Regions from separate parts of the Mus musculus genome. Here all the other regions are linked to region 3. The links are chromatin loops, found by intact Hi-C in ENCODE. Cell type or tissue: heart. All regions are shown on one strand.

The links. A loop is a pair of places that touch in the nucleus more often than their neighbours do. Peaks named below come from ENCODE experiments on the same cell type or tissue, not always from the same donor. Only the 100,000 strongest peaks of a DNase experiment are listed, where the experiment ranks them.
Region 1: it touches region 3 in a loop (2.2-fold over the local background); 1 of 42 quality-filtered maps calls a loop at or near these places.
Region 2: a loop joins it to region 3, with 2.6 times the contacts of the local background. A loop is called at or near these places in 1 of 42 quality-filtered maps.

Annotation. Positions count from the first base shown.
Region 1 is chr13:31,914,192-31,918,191 of GRCm38, reverse strand. It overlaps Gmds (GDP-mannose 4, 6-dehydratase), which reads left to right. Exons shown (of 11, transcript NM_146041.2): 9 at 476-572. Among named protein-coding and RNA genes, the nearest start is that of Gm52056, 44 kb to the left of the region's middle. In heart, no CTCF peak of the experiment used is centred here; a DNase peak (open chromatin) is centred at 2,271; H3K27ac peaks cover 501 bases.
Region 2 is chr13:32,167,737-32,171,736 of GRCm38, reverse strand. All of the region lies in intron 4 of Gmds (GDP-mannose 4, 6-dehydratase), which reads left to right. Among named protein-coding and RNA genes, the nearest start is that of Gm52055, 64 kb to the left of the region's middle. In heart, no CTCF peak of the experiment used is centred here; a DNase peak (open chromatin) is centred at 2,426.
Region 3 is chr13:31,806,206-31,810,205 of GRCm38, reverse strand. Foxc1 (forkhead box C1) reads right to left here and starts at 3,560. Exons shown (of 1, transcript NM_008592.2): 1 at 1-3,560. The coding sequence starts at 2,998. The coding sequence ends at 1,337. In heart, CTCF peaks have their summits at 1,709, 1,910 and 3,654; DNase peaks (open chromatin) are centred at 1,875, 2,615, 2,725, 3,605 and 1 weaker place; H3K4me3 peaks cover 4,000 bases; H3K27ac peaks cover 3,880 bases; H3K27me3 peaks cover 1,770 bases.

The DNA.
Region 1 (4,000 bases), 110 kb before region 3:
ATAATGCAGGGATGAACTATAGAGCCAGCAAGGTACAGAACTTATCACCGAATGGGGTGCCATGGACTCCTACTAACTGTGCCTAACATATGAAAGAAAAGGGTGGGTAAATGACAAAAATTAATTCATAATAAATGTCTAAAAAGAATAATTTTTAAAGTATAAAAATTCTTTGAGATCCCTAAAAGTTATTCAGTTCCCCCCACAATCTATTTATGTCTAAAGTCGCAGTTTTGAATTCATCTTGATATTCTTTAAAAGGAAGCAGGGTGGGGGGTTAAACTTCCTTTCAAACAAATACAGAAAGTTTTGAAAGCCACAATTGCTCTAATAACAAGGTTTAGGGCGGGCCTGCCCCTGCTGTTAATGTGCTTATGCCCTCCTGCTGGGAGAAGACTGGCAAGCCATCCTGAGCATCACAGTATGGCCACATGCTACTAAGCAATTAAGAATTGATTGTTTGTCTTCTTTGCAGGTGGGAAGGAAAGAATGAAAATGAAGTGGGCAGATGTAAAGAGACCGGCAAAGTTCACGTGACTGTGGATCTGAAATACTACCGACCGACTGAAGTGGTAAGGACTCCCTCACCACCCAAAGTGTGGCCACCCTTGGCCAGCTGGCTGGGAAAATTCCCTCCTGGAATGCCTGCTGCCAACCTTCAAAGCTCTCTAATACGCCTCTCTGGCATACTCCACAGGGCACTTCCCAAGTGAGAATACAGAGAATTAAGTTTGAGATACCATTCTCACCACAAAAATCTATTGCTGTATAAAGAAAAACAAGAATAAAATACACCCAGGAAAATACTGATTCCAGAAATGGAGATCATAGCTTGGACAAATCTCATCTCATTGGTCTGGCTTGCAGAATAATCCTTGATACCCATAAGATGTCTGCTTTACCAATCCCTAGACCTGTATGTAGGGATTTTAGAGCCAGAGGCCATTTTTCCCAGCCTCCTGTCTCTTGTTCACTGTGTGTGCATACTCTCCCACATATGCCGACTAGCCTGCTCATATATAGTCACATGAGTCACACCACTCATGAAAGTGCTCCCCTACCCTGTAAGGCTCAGCTCAGACAGCATCCTCTTCATGGATCCTTTTCTAACCAATGTTCTACTGCCACTAACATTTCTCCTGTCTTTGTCATTACCCTGAACACTCTAGGACATTGGCTCTCAGTCTCCCTAAAGCTGTGACTCTTTGGTGCATCTCCTCACATTGTAGTGACCCCAATCCTGGAATTATTTTTGTTGCTACTTCATAACCATAATTTTGCTACTGTGATGAATTGTAATGTAAAAATGTGTGTTTGACTATGGTCCTAGGTGACCCCTATGAAAGGGCCATTTGACCCCAAAAGGGGTCATGACCCACAGTTTGAGAGCCACTGCTGTAAGACCTGTTAGAATCATTTGTTTTTGTGTTTTCCTTCCTTTGCCAGATTCTAACTTCTTTGAGGATAGGAACTTTGGGGAGGAGGAAAAAGACAAAGGAAGAACAAGATGGTTGTTTAATAGTGACTGACTGGTCAATAGACAGAGAACTTTCTAAATACATAAGTTTCAATACTAAGAAATAATTTAGGAGCCAGGGAAGTGGCCCAGTGGGTAAAGGTACTTGCTGCCAACGCTGATGACCTGAATTTTATCCCCCAGGATCCAAAGGGTGGGAAGAGAGGACTAACTTCTAGAAGTCATCCTCTGCCTTCCACAGGCATGTGCCAGACAATATGCATACACATATATGCAACAATTTTTTAAAAAGAGAAGTAGATTGTTAATGTCAGTGGTGTACACTGTTAGTAGGAAACATTTTCCTTTTCTAATTTGATAGCACTGCTTTGACGTGATCCATATTCATGATGACAAAACTAAAGGTGTTTAAAATGGAGTATTAAAGATAATGGCACAAGGTGTCTTCAGAGAGAAAAGGTCAAGGTGTGTCCAGTGAGTGGCTGTGGAATGGCACCTTTAGAACCTGTTTTCTCTGGGAAAAGTCAGTGAAGACAGATTGAAAGTAAAATGTACGCTCATTAGCCATCCTTCGAAATGTGATGTTCTATGCCCCTCCTTGCTACCCTCTCCCCCTCCCCAACCCCCGAAGGCCATACTCAAGTTTGCCTCTAACACAGAGAAAGAATCCACACAAAGGAAGTGAACAGTGGCTTGGGAGAGGTAGGCCATTCAGTCCTGCATTACCCCCCCCTCCACGGGCGTGGCCAGGCTGTGACACAGAGAGTGATTGTTCTTAGCTAATGGTGAGTGGGTGTGCCTATGAGAGGATGTGCCTGTCCCTGGGGGAGGAAGAGACTAGCCATGCTGCTGCTGACACAGCAAGGACCTCCTCTAGACTGCCGGCCCTCTGCACTCACTCCCTTGGCATGGCCAAGGGCTGCAAGGGCCTCATTTCTCTGAAACTCTTTACAAGTCATATACACGGACAAATTTCTGTTCTCACTATTAAAGATGGTTACTTCAAAGTAAAAAACTTTACCATGCCAGCTAAAGCTTGTGTTCTCACAACAGCTTAAGCATGCCTCTGTCTCTGATACCAGAATAATTTTAAGAGCAAGTCATTAAGAATAGCGTGTCTGTCATTCTAATTTAGGCAAGGTGTGGCATTGATAAGGACCAGAACAAAAGAAGGCAGAGAAAAGGAAGAGGACCCTCTAACAAGACTGTTCTTGAATCCCCACCAATTCCTGCCCCACTGCATCCCTCCCATCCCATCCTTTGTTCATTCAAATGCTATCATCATACCTGTTCTGCAACTCTGTTGACACCAGCATTGTGTGAATGTAGAGTGGTGTCTGGTTTCATATGCACGCTTGCTGCCCCCTTTCCCTTGGCTGACTCTCCCCACAGATTCTCATCACTACCAGATTATAGATCCTGCTCTGTGTTTCGTCTTTTCAAGCCTCTAGGCTGCATTTGCTTCGTTCCCCACACTTCACCTTAATATTCAGTTGGGCATGCTTTCCTTGCATAGTGAAACTAAACTTTTAACCCCATTCCTCAAAGCAAGTTCTCTGAAACTTGGATCAACCTGAAGTGACAGGCTTTCTGTGGAGTTGCCTCCAGGGTGACAGTGTTCTTCCAGTTGAAAGGTGACTATATTATAAACAAGCTTTTTCCAAATGGGAGCCCTGTCAGCCGTAGAAGTCATTTCCTCTGAACCTTGAGAAACACTAGGTCCCTCAAAGGCTGGCAGCTAGACCCAGTGGAGACATGAAATGAGCTTACTCTGAGAAGAAAAGGGAGAATAGTGCTTCTTCTGTCCAAACATAGTCCTTTCTTCTCAGAGTTCCATCTATCCATGTCCCAAAGGCTTCTTGTTAGGTTTCTTGGGATTCTTTTCACAAGTTAGCAAACTTGTAAAAGTTTGTTTTCATCAGATTTGATCATCTGTCCTTCAAGATCTCCATCATATACAGGTACTCAAAGGCAAAGCATAACCTAGGGCTGAGGGTATAGTGCAGCCTCACTATAAATTCTTGTCTAGCATTCATAAGGCCCTAGGTTCAATCACTACACTCCCAAATAATTAACTAAAGTTTCAATGTATTCATTCTATTTTTAAAAGCATAAACTATATCTTCTATGGAATTGGTTCTAGAATGATCAAAGAAAAAAATAACATCAAGAAAAAATTTAAAACAAGACGTAATAAGGACATACATACACATCATATATTAGAACAATGATATCTTAGAGCAAGACAAACATAAAATAAGAGTTTTATGTTGTTGTTTTTCTAAATTAGCTGTGGTCTGATCTGACAAGGCATTTTCCTCAGCAAAGGTAGATATTAACCTAAGAGGCCCCTGATGAACCTATAGGACACAGATATATCCACGTGTGCCAATGGTTATTCTCCTCACAGATTGCAATACTACGAAACCTTAAACCTTGCTTTTGTATTAGCATGAAGGGTATAGAAGGTTTTTCTTCTGTATCAAGGACTCCAATTTGTGATTAGAGCTGAATGGCGCCATA
Region 2 (4,000 bases), 360 kb before region 3:
AGTGGCTAATGGTTAATTCATAAACCACTTCACCAATATCCTAATCTATTTATGAACTCTACAGAGGTGACTATGGCCAAAAATCATCAGAGCACTGTGTGCTATGTGCTAAACTCTACTTGCTTACTGATGCTTATTCCCATGGGTTTTTTGCCAGTCCATGAACACTTCCAGCCTGGCTTCACTTTCTTTGTTCTTTACCCACACAGCCTAATTGCTTTCTTCCTTATCATTGTCCAGGCAGTCAAGTCTTGCCTTCTCAGGATGGCGTTCTTGTGGCACCCACCTAAATTTATTCCATTTTTCATTCTAACACACACTTCTGCCTCATGATTTTTTTTTCCAGATAATCAGTATTAGGTTAAACTCTTCATTTGCTTGTCCTAGCAATTGCTTCCCCTTCTGCTAATCCTAGTAAGGTGGGTATTTTTATCTGTTAGTTTCCTTCAATAACATCACACACACAAACATCAACACAGAAAGGTTGAGAAATGGACTGAGTGAGTGAGTGCTGTATGTGGAGCTCATGACCTTATTGAGGTCAGCCCAATGGAGATAGGGAAGCTTTCTAGTTCTCTGTAGCTTTGTGGAGCTTCTCAGAAATTCAGAATTGTAGGCCTCACCAACATCTGCTCTCAGGAGATGTACTTTAACAGGAGGTCCCTTTCTGCATATTAGAGCAGAGAGCATGGAGTTTAGCATAGCCTGCACCTGGCCTGTTTCCCTTACTTATATTACATGCTTGTCCCCAAAGGCATTTGAATTTCAACCCTGGCATAGAGAGTAATATGATCATTTTTACGTGTGAGAGAGTTGACACAGTAATAATTGATTTTGTTTATAATAAAGCAATCGGAGAAACTCTGTTATTGTATTCAAGTTGCATCCTAACTGTAATACTCATGTTTTTGCCCTTTCCCATTTTAGTGAAAAGTGGGATGTATGCCACCACATCTCTCAGCAATGTGCTTTAACCTAAAGTATACTCACATTTTAGTGAACCACTTTATAGCAATTTTCCTATGTTTATCTAGTACACATGGTCTTGTTTGCAGCTAGTACATATTTTGGCACATGTACTATTTAAAATATATCCTTCACCATCAAAAATAACAATTGCAAAGGAATTGTTGTAGTGAATCTTATAAATTCTTTTTGGTAGACATGTCATTGATCCCCAGAGAGGAGTTAGGCCCCAAGACTTACAGTGGTCAAGTCAGCTATACAAATTGTTTGCTAGAAATTCTTGGGAAACTTAAAATAAGAAAGCCATTTTATGTTCATTTTTATATATGGATCCAGGTCCATGAAAAGTAGAAAATGGACCATTTGAAGCTGTGTATCCCCTCTCTCCCTACACATTCTCAGATGCAAAAATAAGAAACTCTTCAGGTACTTCAGAGCACCATATTAATGTTTGCCTCAGTTGTCTTTTTAGAAAAGCTTTCTAACTTTAGAAACCCAAGAGAGTGTATATACAGGTATTTTGTAAACCAGCCCAAGTTGGTCAGAGAGTTCCCTAAAAGACAATTAAAATTATTTCATAGTAAGAGCCGTACTTGATATAAATCTTTCAGAATGAGTAGTCTTTCAGAATCATAATGTTTGCCATGGCCACTGACAAGTATGATAGATAAGCTCATGAATCATGCTCCTTTTTTCACACAGGCAATTTTTAGGAAATGCCGGTACTTTGCCCACGTTCTAGTGGGTTTTTCCAGGACCACAGTGTACCTGTTCCAGTGTCTCTTTAGTTGTATGGTAATTCACTATGGACTGAGTGGAAATGCAGTGACTCAGAGTCAAGATGGCTTGACAGATTGGACAGTCATCACCAAGCAATTAAATAGTGATTAGAATTTATTGTAGGTGAAAAACATCTGAGGAGTTTATGTGTTTGTATACAAGAGGAAGTGATAGAGATACACACAGGTGGAGGAAGAACAAAAGATGGTTGCCAAAATTAAACAAAATGAGTATTTTTTCAAATATCAGATTTATTCTGTCTTAAACTTTAATAAAATGCTTTACAGTTCATAGGCTAGTTTCTTAAATTAGAGTAAAAGTATTAGGGAATCTCTGCTTTCTTGTTTCCCTGGTTAAAAAAAAAAAAAAAGCACAGCAAAGCCATTTATCTTGCATAATTATCCTCATAAACTTTAAAGTATGCTTCTCTCCAAAACATTATTGGCGTTGATCTGGTATACAGTCATCACACAAGTAATTACAGCTCTTAGCTGGAACACAGTCCTCAGTATTTACTAGCCCCTGTTATGAAGCCATAAATCATTTAATAAAACAGTGAGTGGACACATTGCTTGTCCTTTGTTTACTTTAGGCGTGCTCTGTGGGTCTTCCGCATGAAAGCTCAAGCCGTCTGGGGCTGGGCTTGTGGACTGTGCTTATCATTGACAGAAAGCAGTGTGTGTGCATCCTGCAGACCCATTTCCTTATTTAAAGTGGGCATCCTTCCTCCACTGAGATATGCTTCCTTTTTCATTACAGTGCTGGAGACGAAGCCTTTGTAAGCTCTTAAAGGCACATCCCTTCCAAATGACCTTTTGTCCTGAGTGGCTAAGATGTATTGTTTAGTCCACTCAGAATTGCATGGGGTATCCTAGGAATTTTTGTTTTGGTTAATTAAATTTGGAAATGTGTCATTTTTTTCCCATTATAAAGCATAAATGAAAGTACAGTGAAATTGATTTTGGTGTTCTGGTAGTTGAGATAATCATAGGGGTAAATGATTTGGGATATAAAACTATGTTTACCTTTTCTCCACTCAGAAACCTGAAACATGTTTAACTTCAATTAAGTGATCTTTTCCTCTTGAAGGGTGTCCTGTATCCACATCAGGATGCTAAGCAAGCTATTCTTCAGTAATTGTTCTAAACAGACAGACTATTGGCCTGGATGCAAGCAGGCCAATAAAAAAGTTTCTAAAATTAAAAATCAAGACCAAAATGTATTGAACTACTTAAGATGGTTTCTTATAAGTTAGACTTTTTTGATTAGACCATTTATAATAACTGCCTTTAAGCATGCTCTTTTCTAGAAATTTGTATTTCTGTAGTGATTTGAAGCTTTTTATAACCTGTGAACAGAGAATCACAGATATTAGGCTTTTGGTGGGATACACATGTAGAAAAGGATCCTAGTGATAGTTTTATGTGCCCTTTGTGAGAGAAAGCCATGTGATTGCTGCAACAGAATTTTAATTTTCTACACGTCTCTATTTCTCAATTTCTGAACTTTGTACTTTTCATTTTAAGTCTGTCTTTAATGAGAAAACTTTATTTGTAAATATATGAAGCATAGTCAGTAGCCTCATACACTATTTTCCAGTGCCTGCCATGCACTCTCCTTTCTTTCCTGTCCCCTTACTTTTGTTTCTAGAGAATCCTCACTTTTTAATTTCTGTGTTCAGAGACCAGTATATTTTGTTATTGTCCATCCTTAGTCAAATATAAATTGCCTACTGTGATGTTAAGAATTCCTCTTTCTCAGTTTTCCCAGGATTTATATATTCTTATAAGTGCTTTTTATTCCATTTCGTTGTATCTTAAACAGTGAAAATAGTTTTTTCCAGTCCCTTTCAAGGCTACCAAGGAAATAGTAAATGAAAAGGAAAAGTAATTAGACCCTGGACTTCAGAGCTTTTTGGCTGGTGAAGGCTTTCTCCATATTTGGCTTGCTCCTCCTCTCCGCCTGTGTCCTTCCATTAAGAGTCCGCAGCCAAGCTGCCCAGGCGATTGCTGGTGATTCGATTTGTTCTTGCTGTGCACCTTGCTGCTCTCCACTGATGGGAAGACCTCACCCTTCAAAGTACTGATGTAGCACACCTTCCTCAGGAATCCATTTTAAACCGGCTTCTAGTTTCAATGTTATAATCTGTTCTACCTCTTAATTTACCATTGTAGTTTTACTTATGTTTTTAATATGTACTCTAGAAAACTAGGGAATTTTTAGATATGTTTTCTTTGATTTTAGTATTATTCTT
Region 3 (4,000 bases):
CCCCAAGATTAAATATCTATTTCCAACCCACAGTATATTTGTATTTTTAAAAATTTAATCCTTCTGTGTAATGCATAAAGAATTGTAACTGTGAGTGAGTTATATACATACATTTTAAAACTAGTTTACTTCTCCTCTAAGAAAGGAATGAAATTAATAGAAAAAAAACTATTTGGCATCTGGCTCACAGGTACGTATAATACTCATTGCAATCTATGTGGGACACATAGGCTGATCTCCATCTGTTAGTATCTCCGGGTACATTTGCTTCTCTGCGTACAGGCACCACTGTGGTAACACTGGTGCTGATTCATGGACTTAAAAATCGCCAAATCATGTTCTGTAGTTACTGAAGAAAAGTATTTGTTCATGTGCCAACTCAGATCTACTTAGGAAATTATCCTTTTAATAGCCACAAAGCAAGTTGACTAGATAGTATGTTTTGCAGAAAACGCTGTAGGGGGAAAAAAAATCTACTTAACAATTTTAAAAACTGAGTTTAGCGAAATTTGACATCACCTAGAAGTTTTCTCCACATTTAAAAAATCTGACAGAGACTAGGGAACTCCTACAATTTCCGCTCTGAAATCTTTTCTATTAAAGCTGTATTAAAGTATTCAGACATATAGGTCTTATTCAAACTGAATGGCAATTTATTAATAAACAAACAATGGATATGATCAACAAAAAGAAAAGGATGATAGAAGGAGATTAATACAGTTTCCCTTTTTATAATGAGAGAAAAGGCACATTTTAAAAGTTTCAGGCAATTTAACTTGAAAAGCTTTTGGAACACTTTCTGGTGTTTGGTCCGTAACATCCAACTACAAATTAAAAATAAATTACTATGTTGCAATTTACATTTAAAAACAAGTCCATGAATAAAAAGAAAGCGATTTTCATAAACAGGTACTTTCCCGTTCTTTCGACATAGGATAAAATATCTTACAGGTGAGAGGCAAGGCAGAGGCAGAGGGGCAAGACGAATGAGCAGGAAAGCGAGTCTCTGAACGCAAGAAACTTACGTGGTATCTGGAGTAAACTGTCCTTTAATAAACCATGATTTTGTTGTCTGTACAAAATAGTTTACGGTTTTGCTTACTTAGATAAGGCAAAAATGGAGGAGGTTCTGCATTAATCTTTTAGGAAAATAGGTTTTCTTTGAGCTGATGCTGGTGAGCTGAATTTCAGGAGAGATTCTGTTCGCTGGTGTGAGGAATCTTCTCAAGTTTTAAAATTTGTATGTTTTTAGTTTCGATTTTGCATTGCTGGATTCTTTTACTGTTCCTGCTCTGGGGTTCCATTCCATTTGGCTCTAAGAGTGCCGGGAATAGGGTCAGAATTTGCTACAGTCATAGACGAAAGCCCCCGACGTGCGGTACAGAGACTGACTGGCAGGGAAAGCCATCTGACAGCTACTATTCCCATTCACCGGGGAGTTGTTCAAGCCGATCCGCTGAGACTCGAACATTTCCCGCACCGAGTGGAAGTTCTGCTGCTGGCCAGGGTAGCCTGCGGCCGCCGCAGCCGCCGCCGCGCTCGCCAAGTGGCCCAGGTCTCCACCTGCCTGGTTCAGGTACCACGAGGTGAGTCGGCCCTGGTGGGATGCAGGGTGGTGGCTGGCCTCCTGGCCGCCCCCGCCATGACTCAGGGACGAAGAGCTGCTGCTGGTCGCTGGAGGCAGCGAGTAGTCGGGCAGGGGGTCGTCCACCGCCGCGCTGCCCGCGCCTCCCGCCGGACCCTGCAAGTGGCCGCCACGCTCGCCCGCCGCGTACAGGCTCATAGCCTGCAGGTTGCAGTGGTAAGTGGCGGCGCCCCCCGTACCCGCAGCGCTGCTGCTGCCGCCGCCTCCGCCGCCGCCGCCACCCCCGCCGCCCGAACTGCCCGCACTGGAGCTCTGGCTGCAGGGGGAGCTGTAGAGGGAGCTCTGGCCCGGAGAGTAGGCACCCAGCGCCAGCGGGGGCGCGATGCCCGCGCGCGAGGACGCAGCCGCCGAGGCCAGGAGGCCGGAACCGAGCTCAGCGGCCGAACCCTGCGGCGACCCCCGCAGCGACGTCATGATGTTGTCCACGCTGAAGCCCTGGCTGTGATGCGGCGGCGGCGCAGGCTGTGGCGGCGGCGCGGGTTCTGCAGCGTCCAGGCTGAGCGGCCGCGCCGACGGCAGGCTGCCCGGGGGGCTGCTCCCGCTCGACAAGCTGCTGCTGCTGCTGTCGGGGCTCTCGATTTTGGGCACTGTGGCGGCGCTGCCGCTGCCTAGGGCGGCAGCCGGGGACAGGGGCTGGGGAGGCGAGGGACACGTACCGTTCTCCGTCTTGATGTCCTGGATGCGCACGGGCGGCGGCTGTGGCCCGGGAGCGGAGCCCTCGGCCTGCTCCGGGGGCGCGGGCGCGGGCTGGCGGCCGGCCTGCGGCGGTGGCGGTTCTTGGAGGTGCAGCCGGCCCTTCTCCTCCTTGTCCTTCACTGCGTCCTTCTTCTTGAAGCGCCGCCGCCGCCGCAGGAAGCTGCCGTTCTCGAACATGTTGTAGGAGTCCGGGTCGAGCGTCCAGTAGCTGCCCTTGCCTGGCTTCTTGTCGTCGCGGGGCACCTTGACGAAGCACTCGTTGAGCGAGAGGTTGTGCCGTATGCTGTTCTGCCAGCCCTGCTTATTGTCCCGATAGAAGGGGAAGCGGTCCATGATGAACTGGTAGATGCCATTCAGAGTGATCTTCTTGTCCGGGGCATTCTGGATGGCCATGGTGATAAGAGCGATGTAGCTGTAGGGCGGCTTCACCATGTCCTTGGGCTGCGGCTGCGGCGTATAAGGCCCGTAGGCGCGCGCCATGCTGCCCGGGTACTGCTCGGCGTGAGCAGGGTGCGAGTACACGCTCATAGGGGCCGGCATGGCGGTGTAGCCGCCCCCGGCCGCCGCCGCGGCAGCGCGATAGTAGCTCTGCTCGCCGCCGAGGTAGGGCACCACTCCCAGGGAGTTGGGGCTGGACACCGAGTAGCGCGCCTGCATGGCCCCGGCTCGCCGCCGCCAGGCGCAGCCCGCCGCCCCCCACCCTCGCTCGGGCCGGGCCGCGCCGCACCGGCCGCCGAGTCCGAGTCCGGGCCGCGCCGAGCTACCGCGGGCCCCTCCGCGCTGCGTCTGTCCCGGCCGCGGCCGCCTCCTTGCGCCCTGGGCCGCTCGGCCTCTCCCTGCGCTCGCCTGGCGCCTCGCAGCCCACTCAGTTCCCGCGCGGGCGGCGAGGGAGGGTCGCTGCACCCGGAGAGGGCCAGACCAGGACGCTGCAAGCCGCCTCGGAGGAACGTTCGGATCAACTTCCAGGCGCAGTCGGGGCAAAAAAAGAGACAAAAGTTAAAAAAAAATTAAAAAAAAAAAAAAACAAAAACAAATAAAAAAAATAAGGCGCCCTGCTCGCCACTGCCTGCGCCTTCCAGGAGACACTGCTCGGGGCTGCTGGCTAAGGCGGCCAAATAACCAGGGGCGGGGGCAGCGCGCCGGCCGCCTTCCCGGGCCCCCGCGTCACCTTTTCTCAGTCTCTTGCGCCGGCCGCTTAAGGAAGCATTGGGAAAACTTCTGAACTTTTGAGCATCCGTCACCCAGGCGAGGACTTTTTTACGCAGTTACATTTTTTTCCGGGCAGGGGAGCCCCGCCCCACTACGGAGGCGGCAGCCAATGGGAGGCGAGAGACGCCTGTGAATGAGCCAGCGGCCGAGCTCTGCCGGCCCGCTCCTGGCGGCTGGAGGACCGCGGGGCTGACCACACGCGCGCCGGCTGCCCGGGCCCGGCGCCCGCGCCCCTGCCCGCAGCCCGCGCTCGGTCCTCCCACCGCACCCACCCACTCACTCCCAGACTCTGCGGTTCTCCCGGTCTGCGGACTTTCGGAGTCCTCACCGGCCCGGAGACCCTTCCTGCGTCCACTGTTCCCAGGCCTCCACGGAGCCCTCGAGTCACACAGGATCTGCCTCAGTCCTTACTCTACCGTGCTGTCTCCAGCGCCGGGAGTTTCTCCGTCC